Regions from separate parts of the Mus musculus genome. Here region 2 is linked to region 1. A link is a contact called in ENCODE Hi-C data. All regions are on one chromosome and are shown on one strand. Each heading gives the region's core, a stretch centred on a gene start or an enhancer-like site at or near the end of the contact. The rest is flanking DNA. Distances are from core to core; before and after follow the strand shown. Region 1 holds the start of A730081D07Rik (RIKEN cDNA A730081D07 gene). Region 2 holds the start of Tmem170b (transmembrane protein 170B).

Region 1 (6,660 bases), core at 2,094-4,593:
TTCAAATGTTCAACTTTTTATGTGGATTAATTCCAATAACAACTGCTCCTTTTTCTATGTCTATGTAACTATTCTATTCTATGTGCTTGATACCACTATGGGTAGTAGAAAAAAGCAAAAAACAGAGGTCTGTATTCAAATACAACTTCCACTTTAAGGAAAGAGATAGAAAACAAGTTAATGTGACGCTACACAGAAATAAACATAAGCCCTATAAAGAAAAAAATAGGACCGTATGGGCATATTTTCCTAAGTACTACCGTGAGCCCGAGAGAACTGCTAGTAATACGGCTCGGGAAGCAGACTCTCTTTACCGTACACTTCTGGTTTGAGAATGATGACTGGATCAGTACAAAGAACAGGAGAAGGCACGCACACACATGCAGCGCTCTTCAAATGGAAGGAGTTACAAGAGAAAATTTATTAACCAAACAAACTCAAAACCAAAACCAACCAGCAAAGTTCTCTACTTTAAAGTTAATCACTACATATCACACCTTAAAGAACTATAGGAGGGCTGGAGAGATGGCTCATCAGTTAAGAGCACTGGCTGCTCTTCCAAAGGTCCTGAGTTCAAATCCCAGCAACCACATGGTGGCTCACAACCATCCGCAACGAGCTCTGACACCCTCTTCTAGTGTGTGTGACTACAGCTACAGTGCACTTACATATAATAGATAAATAAATCTTAAAAAGAAAAAAAAGAACTATAAGAGCAGATAGTCCATTCATTAGTCAGGAGCAACAGGCCTCCTTTCAGTCAAGACACAATGGTAGTTATGGTCATACTTTTAAGTTTCTTTCGCTCTAGCCCTCGCCTCTTCTCACCTTCTCTCTTCTCTCTCCCCCCTTCACCCCCATCCCCCCGCCTCGCCCTGTGAGACAGGGTCTCACTTTGTAGCTATGACTGTCCTCCCAAGTGCTGGGATTAAATACATATGCAGCACAGCTGGCCTAAATTTTAAACTGAATCCTCCTGCCTCAGCCTCCTGATTACAGATATGAGCCACCTGATTCAAACACGTTACAGCTTATGTCAAAGCACTGTTCAGATTACATATTTATGTAATGTATGTGATACTGGTTATGCTGGCTACTGGCTGGGTTTAGAAGCAGCACCTGGAACTGTTAACAGCATAAGCCTGGGGACCATCTTGACATGTCGGACTCACAAACCATGACGCCTGGAGTGTCTCTTGCCCTATGAACCTCCCAAATGTTCATCTATAAAATGAGAATGGTTGTATCAGTCTCAGGGCTGCTGTATATCTGGAATGAGTATACTAAAGAAACCCCAACCATGCACTGAAGAGATGGCTCAGAGGCTACGAGGACTAATTGCTCTTCCAGAGGTCCTAAATTCAATTCCCAGCAACCACATGGTGGCTCGCAACCATCTGTAAAGGGATCCAATGCCCTCTTCTGGTCTCTTCTGGTGTGTCTGTAAACATCTACAGTGTACTTATGTATATGGAAGGGAAGGAAGGAGGGAAGGAGGGAGGGAGGGAAGGAGGGAGGGAGGGAGGGAGGGAGGGAGGGAGGGAGGGAGGGAGGGAGAAACCAAGAAAGAAAGAAAGAGAGAGAGAGAGAGAGAGAGAGAGAAAGAAAGAAAGAGGGAGGGAGGGAGAAACCCAACCACAACAGGCACTAAGGAATTTTCGACAAAACAGATCAGTAAGTGATAAGTAGAACTGTTCAAGAAATAATCATTCTTTTTTGTTTTTCAAGACAGAATTTCTCTGTGTAAACCAGGCTGTCCTGGAACTCAGAGATCCGCCTACCTCTGCCTCCTGAGTGCTGGGATTACGGGTGGGGCCACTGCCCTGATAGATGACACTTCTAATCCCCTTTACTGTCTGACTACTATGTTGGCAATTACCTGTATCTTCTTGCCATACCAGACAAAAATAAATTTCATACTGTGCTACACTTAACCTCCATGTGTTTCTCTCTTCGCTTGTTCACCATCCCTTCAACCAAGAAGGCCACAACAGCAGGGCTCACACCTCTGGCACCTTTCGCCCTACCCACAGTAGGTGGACGATAAACAGTGAATCTGCATCACTTTCTTCATCCCAGGCCAGCTGTAGTAGTTCTTTTGTGTATAATGTATTTTTATTTTATGTAGATTGGTGTTTTGACTGTATGTATGCCTGTAGGAGGATATTAGATCCCTTCGAACAGGAGTTAACAAACAGTTGTGAGCTGCCGTGTAGGTGCTGGGAACTGAACCAGGACCCTCTGGAAGAACAGCCAGTGCTCTTAACCGCTAAGCCATGTCTCCAGTCCAGCCAGCGCTCTTAACCGCTGAGTCATGTCTCCAGTCCTATAGTAGTTTGTTAATCAGGACAGAAACTCAGTGAAAGGTGAAGTTATTTTTACATTAGAACTTTAAGAACTACAATCATTGTCAGCTTAAATGCACACCTTATTTTTTCATGCCTTAGGAATGCTTTAAGGTTTTTCTTAACCTTTTAAATTATCAGATAATAACTGTATATATTTATGGAGCACAATGGGATATTTGAATGCATACATAGATCAGATATGAAAAAGGCAACCCCTTTTGAGCTGGTTCAAAATACGCTGTAGTAGCTAGTTTAAAATACACAATTAATGCTGTCAACTATAGTTACCTTTCAAGGAAAAAAAAAGCAATCAGTCATTCCTCCCATCAAACTTCATTTCTGCAAGCATTAGCCCTCCTCTCTCCGTCACCTCCCTACGTTGGCCCCAACCACTTCTGGCAGCCATTCATCCACTCCCGACAGAGATGAACATTCCTCGTTACCTACTGTAGACATTTTATCTACTATAGCAAGTAAATATTATTTCAATTCTGAGAAGCCTCTACTCTGTAAAGAGCAGGATCTTTCCACACAAGCTCTGAGCTCACTCTCCTCCTGCCTCAACCTCTCGAGAGCTGGGATTAGCTGCATAAACCTGTCCGTTTTCCAACAAAGTCCGCCATCCAAGACCCATAGAGAACCAGCGATAAATAACAACCTCCACGGTCCTGCCCCGGAAGGACCAGCCCGCCTGTCCCCCGCAGCCCCGGGGCTCGCGCTGCCTCACCTCCTGATGGCCACTCTTCGCGGGCCCGCGCTGTACCGTGAACCCAAACAGGACCTGCTCGTAGCTGCCGGCGACCAGCTCCATTCCGCAGCACTCGTGCCGGGCAAGAGACGCCGGCGTGGAGACCCGATGGCTGCGGAGGCTGGCCCTTCCCTTCCTCAGCCGGCGCGCGAGTTATACGTCACCGCCCGGGGGCACCTTTTAGGCGCCTGCAAATGGCAATAACGGAGGACGCGCTCCGTCCTCCGTTACGTGGGACGTCACGTGACCCTTCTGCGACGAGCTTAAGGAAGGAAGCCGCGGGAGGAGGCTCTCAGAGCAGAGAGAAAGAAAAGTTGTGTCAAGCAGGCAAGTCCTGGGAAGCCGTGGGCTCCGCCGGCCTTGGGAAATGGGAGGGAACTTCTCCCCGGAAGCCCCAACTTCCGGCGCGCCTAAGGAAGGGGCGGGCCCACTTCCGGCTCCGGTGGCCAGCGGTTGTCTAGACAACCCTTGTAGTTCCTGGAGGGTTGCTGTGATTTGGGGATCCGGAATGCATTTCCTCCATTTATGATTTTCTTTTCTTGTTTTGTTTTGTTTTGTTTTGAAGACAGGCTTTCACTGTGTAGCCCTGACAGTCCTGGAACTCACTCTGTAGACCAGGCTGGCCTCGAACTCAGAGCTCCGCCTGCCTCTGCCTCCCGGGTGCTGGGATTAACTATGATTTTCTTATTTGCAGCCAGTCTCACTTCGTCGCCCAGCCTGGCGCCTCCTTGCACCCGTTTTCCTCCTGCAGCTTCCCCATGGCTCGGATCACAAGCAAAGGGTTTTGTTTTCGTGCCGAGAGAGAGCAGATTAGGGTCGGCCCGGGGACGGTCAGGGCTCGCGGGACCCGGAGTTGGCAGTGTCCCCTCGCTGGATTGCGAGCCCGGGCCTGCCAGTCCGTGTCCCGCCTGCAGGCAAGCCGTCCATCTCCTCAGCTTTTCTTGCCTACTGGCTTCTTGTATCTAATCAGACTGGCCATGTGCTGACCTATGGTACAGGAAAAAAGATTTGTCTTGAGGGAGGAGGACAGTGGCTACATCTCTACCCGAGTTAAGGGACAAAGTGCAGGGCTGGAGAGATAGCTAGGCGGTTGAGAGCACTGTCTGCTCTTCCAGAGGTCCTGAGTTCATTTCCCAGCAACCACATGGTGGCTCACAAACATCTGTGATGGGGTCTAGTGCCCTCTTCTGGTGTGTCTGAAGGAAGCAATGGTGGTGTACTCCTATGCATAAAGATAAATAAATAAATCTTTAAGGGGGGGAGGTGCAGAGGTTAATGAAAGCAATAATATCCTTTTTTCCTTTCTCTTTAGGCGGGGTCAGGGATGAGTGCATATGTCAAAGCGGGTGGGTTGGTGCTTATGTCAGATCTTCACACAGGCCTGTGAATTAATGGAGTTCTTAAGTGCTTAGACATTGTTTCCAAACACTTGTTCTCTAAGGCTGCAAATTGTCGACACAGCCTCTTTTGCTTGAGTATAGGGGGAAGTAATTAATTTGACTTTGGGTGTTTTGATGATTTTTCAATTGTGTAAAGGCTCTTCCAGTTTGGGCTATTCCACTTGCAACCCTTGTGTTACTTAATTTATCTCCAGGTATTGCTAAGTTGTCCTGAGCATGTTAATCATTTTCACCAGAGAACCACTAAAGTTGGAACATGTCTCCTTAGCTTGGAACAAAGTGAAAAGTCTCATCTTGTCCATACATGGTGTGTTACAGTTTACATTGGGTCATACTCATTTTAATGCAATAGTAATCATATCAAAAAAAATGGGGGTGGGGGATGAGTAAAACTGCTTCAGAACCCTGTGGTTTATTTACCCTATTGTTCCTGGAAGCGCCTCGCCCCCTTATTACCACCAGGGAAATACCAGCTGCTGTTGGAGAAATATAAGTGCGGGTATTTGTTTTGTTTTGTGTTTTTTGTTTTATGGTTTTGTTTTTGAGACAGTGTTTCTCTGTATAGCCCTGGCTGTCCTGGAACTCACTTTGTAGACCAGGCTGGCCTTGAACTCAAGAAATCCACCTGCCTCTGCCTCCCAAGTGCTGGGATTAAAGGCGTGCACCACCATGCCTGGCAAGTGCAGGTATTTTTAAAATTACAACAGAGGAAGTGTGATTGCTAAAAGTTCTTCATCTCCATTTTGTTAATTTCCCTTATCTTTCTTGGAGAAAGTTACCTAAAGATCTCCCATGCTCCTGGTGGCTTGGTAGAATTAGTATTGTGAAAATGGCTGTCCTACTGCAATTAATCTACATATTATAATCTTCTATTATAATATGAATTTTGATATCATAGTTCAAGAATTTAGAAAATTTAGAATTTAGAAATTTAGAAATTTAGAAATTTAGAATTTAGAATTTAGAAAGAATTTAGAAAAATGCCAAATGAATTCCAAATTCATTTGGAACCAGAAATGAGGGGCTATCACAAATAGCCAAAGCAATCCTGAGAAATAAGAACACAGCAAGGAGAATTATAACACCTGACCTCAAATTATACTTTATTAGTGATAACGACAGCCTGGTACTGGTGTAAAAACAGTCAGACTAAAGGAATGGAGGACCTGGAAATGAAATGGTGAGGAAACGCCCACTTGATTTTTCAAGGGAACCAACAAATATGCTTTGGGGGAAAAAGATAACATTCATTAATCGGTACTAGCAAACTGGAGATCTGCTTGCATAAGAATGAAACTAGATGGGCTGGTGAGATGGCTCAGTGGGTAAGAGCACCCGACTGCTCTTCCAAAGGTCCGGAGTTCAAATCCCAGCAACCACATGGTGGCTCACAACCATCTGTAACAAGATCTGACACCCTCTTCTGGTGTGTCTGAAGACAGCTACAGTGTACTTACATATAATAAATAAATCTTAAAAAGAAAAAGAAAAAAAAGGGTGAAACTAGATTCATTCATACTTTTCACATTGTACAAAAAGCAATTCAAAACAGATCAAAGAATTCACAACAAAAAGTGATGATACATCTGGAAAAAAACAATACTTTTTTTTTTTTAATGTTTTTTTCGAGACAGGGTTTCTCTGTGTAGCCCTAGCTGTCCTGGAACTCACTTTGTAGACCAGGCTGCCCTTGAACTCAGAAATCTGCCTGCCTTTGCCTCCCAAGTGCTGGGATTAAAGGCGTGCGCCACCACTGCCCAGCCAGAATACTTTTCAAGTACTTTTAGTGTAGTCCAGAACTTTCTGAATAGAACACCAGTATCCCAGGAACTATTAACAGGACACATGAAATCAAAAGTTTCTGCACAACAAAGGAAGCTCTCAGAGCGAACAGCACACAGAATGGGAGAGAAATCTACCAGTCACACTCCAGACAGACAGGAGGCCAATACCCAGAAGTCACACTCCAGACAGACAGGAGGCCAATACCCAGAAGTCACACTCCAGACAGGAGGCCAATACCCAGAAGTCACACTCCAGACAGGAGGCCAATACCCAGAAGTTACAAACCTCTGAAATTAAGTACCAAGGAAATAGAACTGCCAAACAACAGAGCAGCAAATTAACTGGACAGTTTTCAAGAGAAAAAAAAATGACCACTAAC
Region 2 (6,508 bases), core at 1,749-4,248, 600 kb before region 1:
TACATATCCTCAGGCTGGGACAGATATGTGCCAGGCTAATCTTAAGTATCATAAGACTTACTACCTCTCAGACCTGTCTGCCTTAAGTAGCTATGTGGGGCAGAAAGGATGGGCGTGGAACTGAGGGTGGGGACAGGGACAGGCTCTGGCCCTGCCTCTGATCAACATCGCTCACCACAGGCTGCTAAGAGTGACACAGAGACTCTAGTGCCTGCTCTAGGTTACTGCTTCCAGTTCTCCTCTGTTTACATTTATTCCTATCAAAGGAGCACATACATAAGACTGTTTTCCAAAGGTAGACCCCCTGCTTTTTAGGTAAAATCCTAAGAAAAGAATAATATCACACTTGCTCGTGTGTACAAAGAACAGAAGCAAGAGTTTATTTCCCTTTGATTTGGTATTTAACCCAGGTTCCTAATACCTAGACTTCTGTAATTCCTTCAGCTATAATCCAAGATAGCCTGCCTTGTTTTATACTATGCTTCTTTTTAGTATCTGTTTTACTTGCAAGTTTGCTATGATGCCAAATGTCTTCTGAATTAACAGAAAATGTAAAGATTTTTTTCATGTTAGCTACCAAACATAAGCTTGCTCTCTGCTTCAATGTCTGTAAAGTGAATATAAACAAGCTCTCAAAAACTGTTGAAAATATCAAATAAAGAAAAATGGAAACCAAAATTCAGCACAGAATACAAATGCATTCAGTGGGCACGTGCCTGCCTTCCAAGTCTGGGAGATGATTGTGTACAAAAGTTGCTTCAACACCCCATTGTACTTTAAGGGCACGTTTACTCCAGTGAACTACAACACAGCATCAGGTTTAAATCCTGCATTAGGTATTATTTCACAACCTCACTTTAATAAACATGGATTCAGCACTTATTATGTGCCAGATTATGCTAGGACTCATAATTTAGCAAGACAAAGACCTTACTCTCAAAACACATTCAAGCTAAAAGAGATAAAAATTATAATGTGATTAAAAACAGAAGTAGGTACAAAGAGCAGAAGTAGCAGGATGAAGCAAGAAATTCACCCTGTCTGATGGAGCAGAGGGCAAAGCTGAATGAAGAGCTGTACAGTGGTAACGGGAAGACACTCGGAGGCAGACTGGTTCGGAAGGCCCACTTGCTCACTATCTGGCTTAGGGCAGTTTAATTTGCCTGAATTGCTTTGTGTATATGCTTTGCAGAGTTGGAGTAATACTCAGTAAATGGTGAGCTTATTGTCTCCTCTTAGGAGCTGAATTTGCTTGCTTATTTTGGACAGGCTAAGCAGTACAGGCTAAGCAGTACATGGCACAGCAGACAGCATCTCTTGACTATCAAGCTACATACGAAACAGCTTCAGTGAGCCAAGCTGGTCATTAATACAGGCAATATATATCACTAAGTTTTTAATCATTGTACTTTAATAAACAATTCATGCTTTATAAATGTGAATCTGTGGGCAAATACGAACAAGGTCATAAGTAAAATAAAGGGATCTATCTTGAGATGATCTTTATGTAAATTTAACTTTTCAGAACTATAAAAATGCAACTAAGAAGACGCCTCTGCTGGCTCCAGGGTCTCCTTTACTGGTGTGGTTTTCATAAGTAAGGAATTAAGCAACCTGAAAATTTATCTGGGTGGTACGCAATGCCGTTATATTTTTCTCCTTGAACATATGAACCCTGTATCATGCCAGATTTTGCCTATAAGTATACTACATACTATTAATTTGCTATCACACAGATTTTGAAATAGTAACGTTCAATTGGAGTTAAGACATTTTAAAGAACTGAGTTTTTGTTTGGGGTTTTGGTTGTGGTTTCACAAAAGCAGCTACTCCGGAGTCAAACTGTTGACCCTACTGCTTTCCAGTCAATATTACTCTTTAGACGCTATTTTTAAAACTCGGAACTCAAAAGAGTTTAAGCACTTCCACACTGAGAAAACCAGAAGTTTCTTCACAAGCAAACCTGCATATGAAATCATATTATGTGTACTAATGCTTACTCTGACAACCTGATGCTATAACGTAGCTAAACCCCATTCCCAATCACATTGATTAATGAAGGGAAATACACAGAATTCTCCAATTTCACAAATACAGCAACTTGAAGCCAGGAGACAGCCAGACAAAAGGAAATAGCAGAGAAGACAACTGTTTCGACTGCTCTAGACCTTGGTCCAGCCCCTGACCCCGCTATTATCTACTTAGTCATATCTCTCTCTCTCTCTCAACAAATAAAGGAACGAACGGTCGGTCCACCGTGATCACGGTGAGCAGGCAATAGGAGTACTGCAATTGGTTTGACATCTGTCAGCAAGAAAAAGGGCTAAACCAGGAAAGAAAGACTAAAAAAGATCGAAACTGCAAGAAGCGGTGTATGTGCGTGCGCGCGCGCACGGGGAAAGGCGGGGGGGGGGGGGGGGGTTAATGACAGAAACATGAACTGTGATCCAGTCGGGGCACTGGCGCGACTCGCGCGTGCTCCAGCGGCCCGCACCGGGCCGGGTTTGCGGACGCCCCGAACACCCGTGGAGTGGGTCCCCCACCGCTCCCTCCGCCCGGCGCATTACCCGTGAGGTTCCTCAGCACCGTGCCATGGGCCCAGAGGCTCAGGACCTGCTGCACCGACAGGTTGATCATCGAGTGGTCGGCGCCCTCCGCCCTCATCGTCCCCGCGGGGCGGCAGCGGGGCGCTCCGGGGGGCGCCGCTCGGCGGGTGTCGCAGGCAGCGTCCTCCCCGCCGGGGAGACATCGAGGAGCGCTGGCGGGCGAGGCCTGGGGCCGCGGGAGGGACCGCCGCTCCCGCTCAGGGCCCGCGTCGCGCCGCGGGGGCCCGCCACGCCACGAGGCCCGGGTCACGCCGTGAGGCCCGCGCGGAGCGGCAGCCGGCAGGGGCAGGCCGCGAGACGAGGCTCATCGCGGGGACGCGCGACGAGGCAGCGGCGCCCGGCCGCGGCACCTGCCGCCCGCCTGCCGCTCGGCCTTTGGGTAGCCAACACTCGAGGAGCCGCCCCCTCCGCCCGCGACCGCCCCGGGGCGCGCGCATGCGCGTGTCCGCTCCTCGGCCCCGCCTCCCCGGGGGTGAGCGGCTGCGCACGCGCACTGCCTCCCCCCCGCTCCTCGCGCGCGCGCGCGCGCCGCCCTAGGCACCCGGGAGCTCAGGCTGTCGTCGGCTCCCAGCGTCCGCCCGCAGTGGGGCGGAGGGAGCGCCACCTACGTCACTGGCGCCACCGCTGGGTCTCGCCGCTCATTGGCTGCTCCGAGGGAACAGACTCCAAGCCCCTCGCCCCCTCCTGACTGCGCGCCCCCGGAAACCTGAAACCGGTGAGCTGGGCGGGGATGAGAGAGCTGTGTATAGGTCCCGGGAGCTGCCAGGATTTTTGGAGCCTGCGCTTCGCTGCTCCAGATCCTTCCCTCTCCGTGAGGGCGTCTGCGAGCAACTTTTTGCAAAGGTGTAAATGCTCAAGATTTCATTTGTAGGGTTGTCTGAGAGTGCGTCCAGTGACCTGGATACGCCCCTCCCTTTGCTAAATCTACTAAAACAGAAATAGATCCTCTTTGTCATTTCAGCCAGTCTTCTGGCCGGCCAGCAGTAAAATACGAACTCCCCTTAGCTGCAGGATCTGAAACCACTTATTGACGCAGGGCCCCGTAGGTGTCCGAATGAATCCTCCTGGCCAAGGCTGGCTCTAGCGCTTCTTCCAGATAGGACTCTTTTCATCTAAAATTGTGAATCTCCCCAGCACTTAAACTAACTCAGCTTCGTCTCCCTGTCCTTCAAATCCAAGGTCAGCCTCAGAAGCATCTTAACTCCAGTTATGCTAGTTACAGTCTTCCTTGATGTTTGAAACCTTTTAACTTGAAATTAAAAAAAAAAAAATCGTGTTTGCATAAAAAACGTTAGTGCTCCTCACCCCATCCCCCTCGCCCAATTCCATCTTTTTCCAAATACTCTGCTGCTAAAGTTTACAGAAGGAAGTGAAGAAAGAATAGCTAAGCCAATCAAGTGTTTTTGCCCAGTAACTGAAGATTCGAATTGCCTAAATATTGTTGCTTTTGGTGAGCACCTTAAAAATGACAATAATGTATATGCAGGTTTATATTTATGCATGTTTTTGTTTTGCTCCCACAATATAGAAAAAAGTTTGGGCGTCATTAAGAGGAACCGTACTAAAACCTACTATGGTGTAGGGTTCAATGGCTGAATTAAATGTCAATTCAGGAGTATAGACTATCAGACATAAATGAGTTTAACATCAAATTCATTTTAGATAAAGAAGGGGCTTCATTTCTTTCTTTGTTGTTGTTGTTGTTGTTGTTGTTCTTCTTCTTCTTCTTCTTCTTCTTCTTCTTCTTCTTCTTCTTCTCCTATTTTTTTAAATTCTTCCTGGCAGCCATAGTATATGTCCTATCTTTCTAGTCTGAATTAAAGTTCAGAATGGGAAGTTAACCTCATGGTGCTGCGAAGGGATTTAACATTATTAGGTAACATGAGCACATTCACTGACAGATATAGCCAAGCCTCCGAAGGACATGTTAAACTCTCCTGTCGTCAGCTTACAAAATGAACCAGAAAACCTGCTTAACTAGCCAAAGAAGAGATGTTTGTAACAACCGCAGAAAATCACTCATGCTAATGGAGGGCTGTGGTTGCACCAACTACACAGAGGTCCCTTTTGTATCAGCAACACCCATCCTACTACTAGGCTGCCAGGAAAAACTGCTGCCCTAGGCAGAAGCAGTTGCAGGATCAGCTAGAGTCTATCAAGGGCTGTATAGCAAACAGTACAGGGCAAGCTGTTTGAAGCTCCCTTCCTAAGGCATCCATGGATTGTTCCAGATACTTGGTGCTGGTAGAGCGGCTGCTTGGCTGGCAGTCCTTTTGCTCAAGGCTGACAGAGATACAAGGGAGAGTCAACACCTGCCAAATGGTCAAACTAACCCATCCCCAACATCTTTATTAGTAGATGAATATTGGAAAGAGAGCCCATAATTTAAGAAATTACCATTAACAGTAATGGTGTTCATAATGTGTTTTAGCAGTATGTTGATAGTAGTTAACAGCTGCCTATCGCCTGATGGACAGATAGGCCCTCCTCATCTGCCTCACACACATGAGCCTGCCCACACAAGAGTCTTTACCCCAGCAAATGTTTACTGCTTATGTAACCTCAGGAAGATTATGTAAGGCTTCTAACTCTGTTGTTGTGAGTTTTTGTAACTTTCTTGTGAGTCCCTCTACATCCGTCCAAGGAGAAGCGTTCCCGTCTAAAGGAAAATCCTATACGACGACGTTTGAGGTTGGCTCTATGATTGTTTCCGATACTATCACTGCAACTGATAAAACATTTCGGTTGAGAATCTATTGTCCATTCACTCCAAACAATCTAAGATTCGAACATCCCCACTTCCTCATAACTGTTTCCTGCTTTCCCGATCATAGCGCAGCGGATTGAATATTTTGTCACTCGTAAAACCTAAGTGTCTGGTTCTAGCCCTAGTTTGACTGCATTAGCTAATGTGAACACTTAACTACAATGGGTTAGTAATCACTAAGTTTCAGTTTCACTACTTGTACATCTTAATATTTCCTTATCTACTTCAGTTTTTATATATATTCATGTATTTCATATGTCACTCACTGTAGAGAACATATTACATTATACTTACATTTCATTGCAATATTTCTTGAGTTATTTTGAGGATCAGAGCACTTAACACGTAGGTGTTTACGCATTCAGAATGGAATCTGGATCTATAGATAACATGAGGTGCTAGGGTTTTTTTTGTTTTGTTTTGTTTTGTTTTTTATTGCTGTCACATTTAAATATGGCTACTTTTTGAAACCAGATGAAAATTGCTGCCCTGTAAATATTTCTTCTAAAGAACAAGCAAAAGGAACTTGTGAAGGAGTCTCCTGAAAGGAAAGCATCTACTTATGTTTTCCTACTTTGAAAATTATAACTGGAGTCCTGTGGCTCAAAACTCTTCTAAGAAGGGCCCTCCCTCCCTCCACTGCACCCCAGCTACTCACTGTTCCTCAGCCAAACTCACTTACAGGCCTTTATGAATCATTCCCAATTTCTCACCAGGTGAAGTAACATCAACTCTAGCTGTGAAGAATGAGAAAAAAATCGACATATTTAAACATCATTTTTATTTTTTGTAATTTCCTTCCCTGTCCTGTGAAAAGCGTGGGTCTGACCTCAAAAATGTACAATAGACCTGAATAACATGAACAGCAGCATAGACCGTGCTGTGTACTGACTGCTTGTATCTCTCCAGATTGATGGACCTCCCAAATTATTATGAGGTCTTGACATGGATGGGATTGATGACCCTATTAGAAAAGATGAGAGAGAAGCTTTCTCATCCTTGTAATGCATCAGCAAGATGCTTCTCTGCAAAGGAAAGGTCCCACAATAAACACGGAGTCTGGTGGCACCCTTATGTGCATCTCCCAGCCTCCAGAACGATGGGAAATACATTAAACAACCCGCTTGTAGCATTT

The links. A loop is a pair of places that touch in the nucleus more often than their neighbours do.
Region 2: a map of regulatory T cell shows a loop between it and region 1 (4-fold over the local background). The contact joins the promoter of Tmem170b here to the promoter of A730081D07Rik in region 1. A Hi-C loop is called at or near these places in 3 of 37 maps with a recorded cell type or tissue (T-helper 1 cell, T-helper 17 cell and regulatory T cell).

The regions. Positions count from the first base shown.
Region 1 is chr13:40,997,829-41,004,488 of GRCm38, reverse strand. It overlaps A730081D07Rik (RIKEN cDNA A730081D07 gene), which reads left to right and starts at 3,343. Exons shown (of 5, transcript NR_155347.1): 1 at 3,343-3,423. Pak1ip1 (PAK1 interacting protein 1) reads right to left here and starts at 3,479. Exons shown (of 10, transcript NM_026550.3): 1 at 3,076-3,479. The coding sequence starts at 3,159.
Region 2 is chr13:41,602,372-41,608,879 of GRCm38, reverse strand. Tmem170b (transmembrane protein 170B) reads right to left here and starts at 2,998. Exons shown (of 3, transcript NM_001163572.2): 1 at 2,568-2,998. The coding sequence starts at 2,664. Gm32184 (a long non-coding RNA gene) reads left to right here and starts at 2,804. Exons shown (of 3, transcript XR_382252.4): 1 at 2,804-3,321.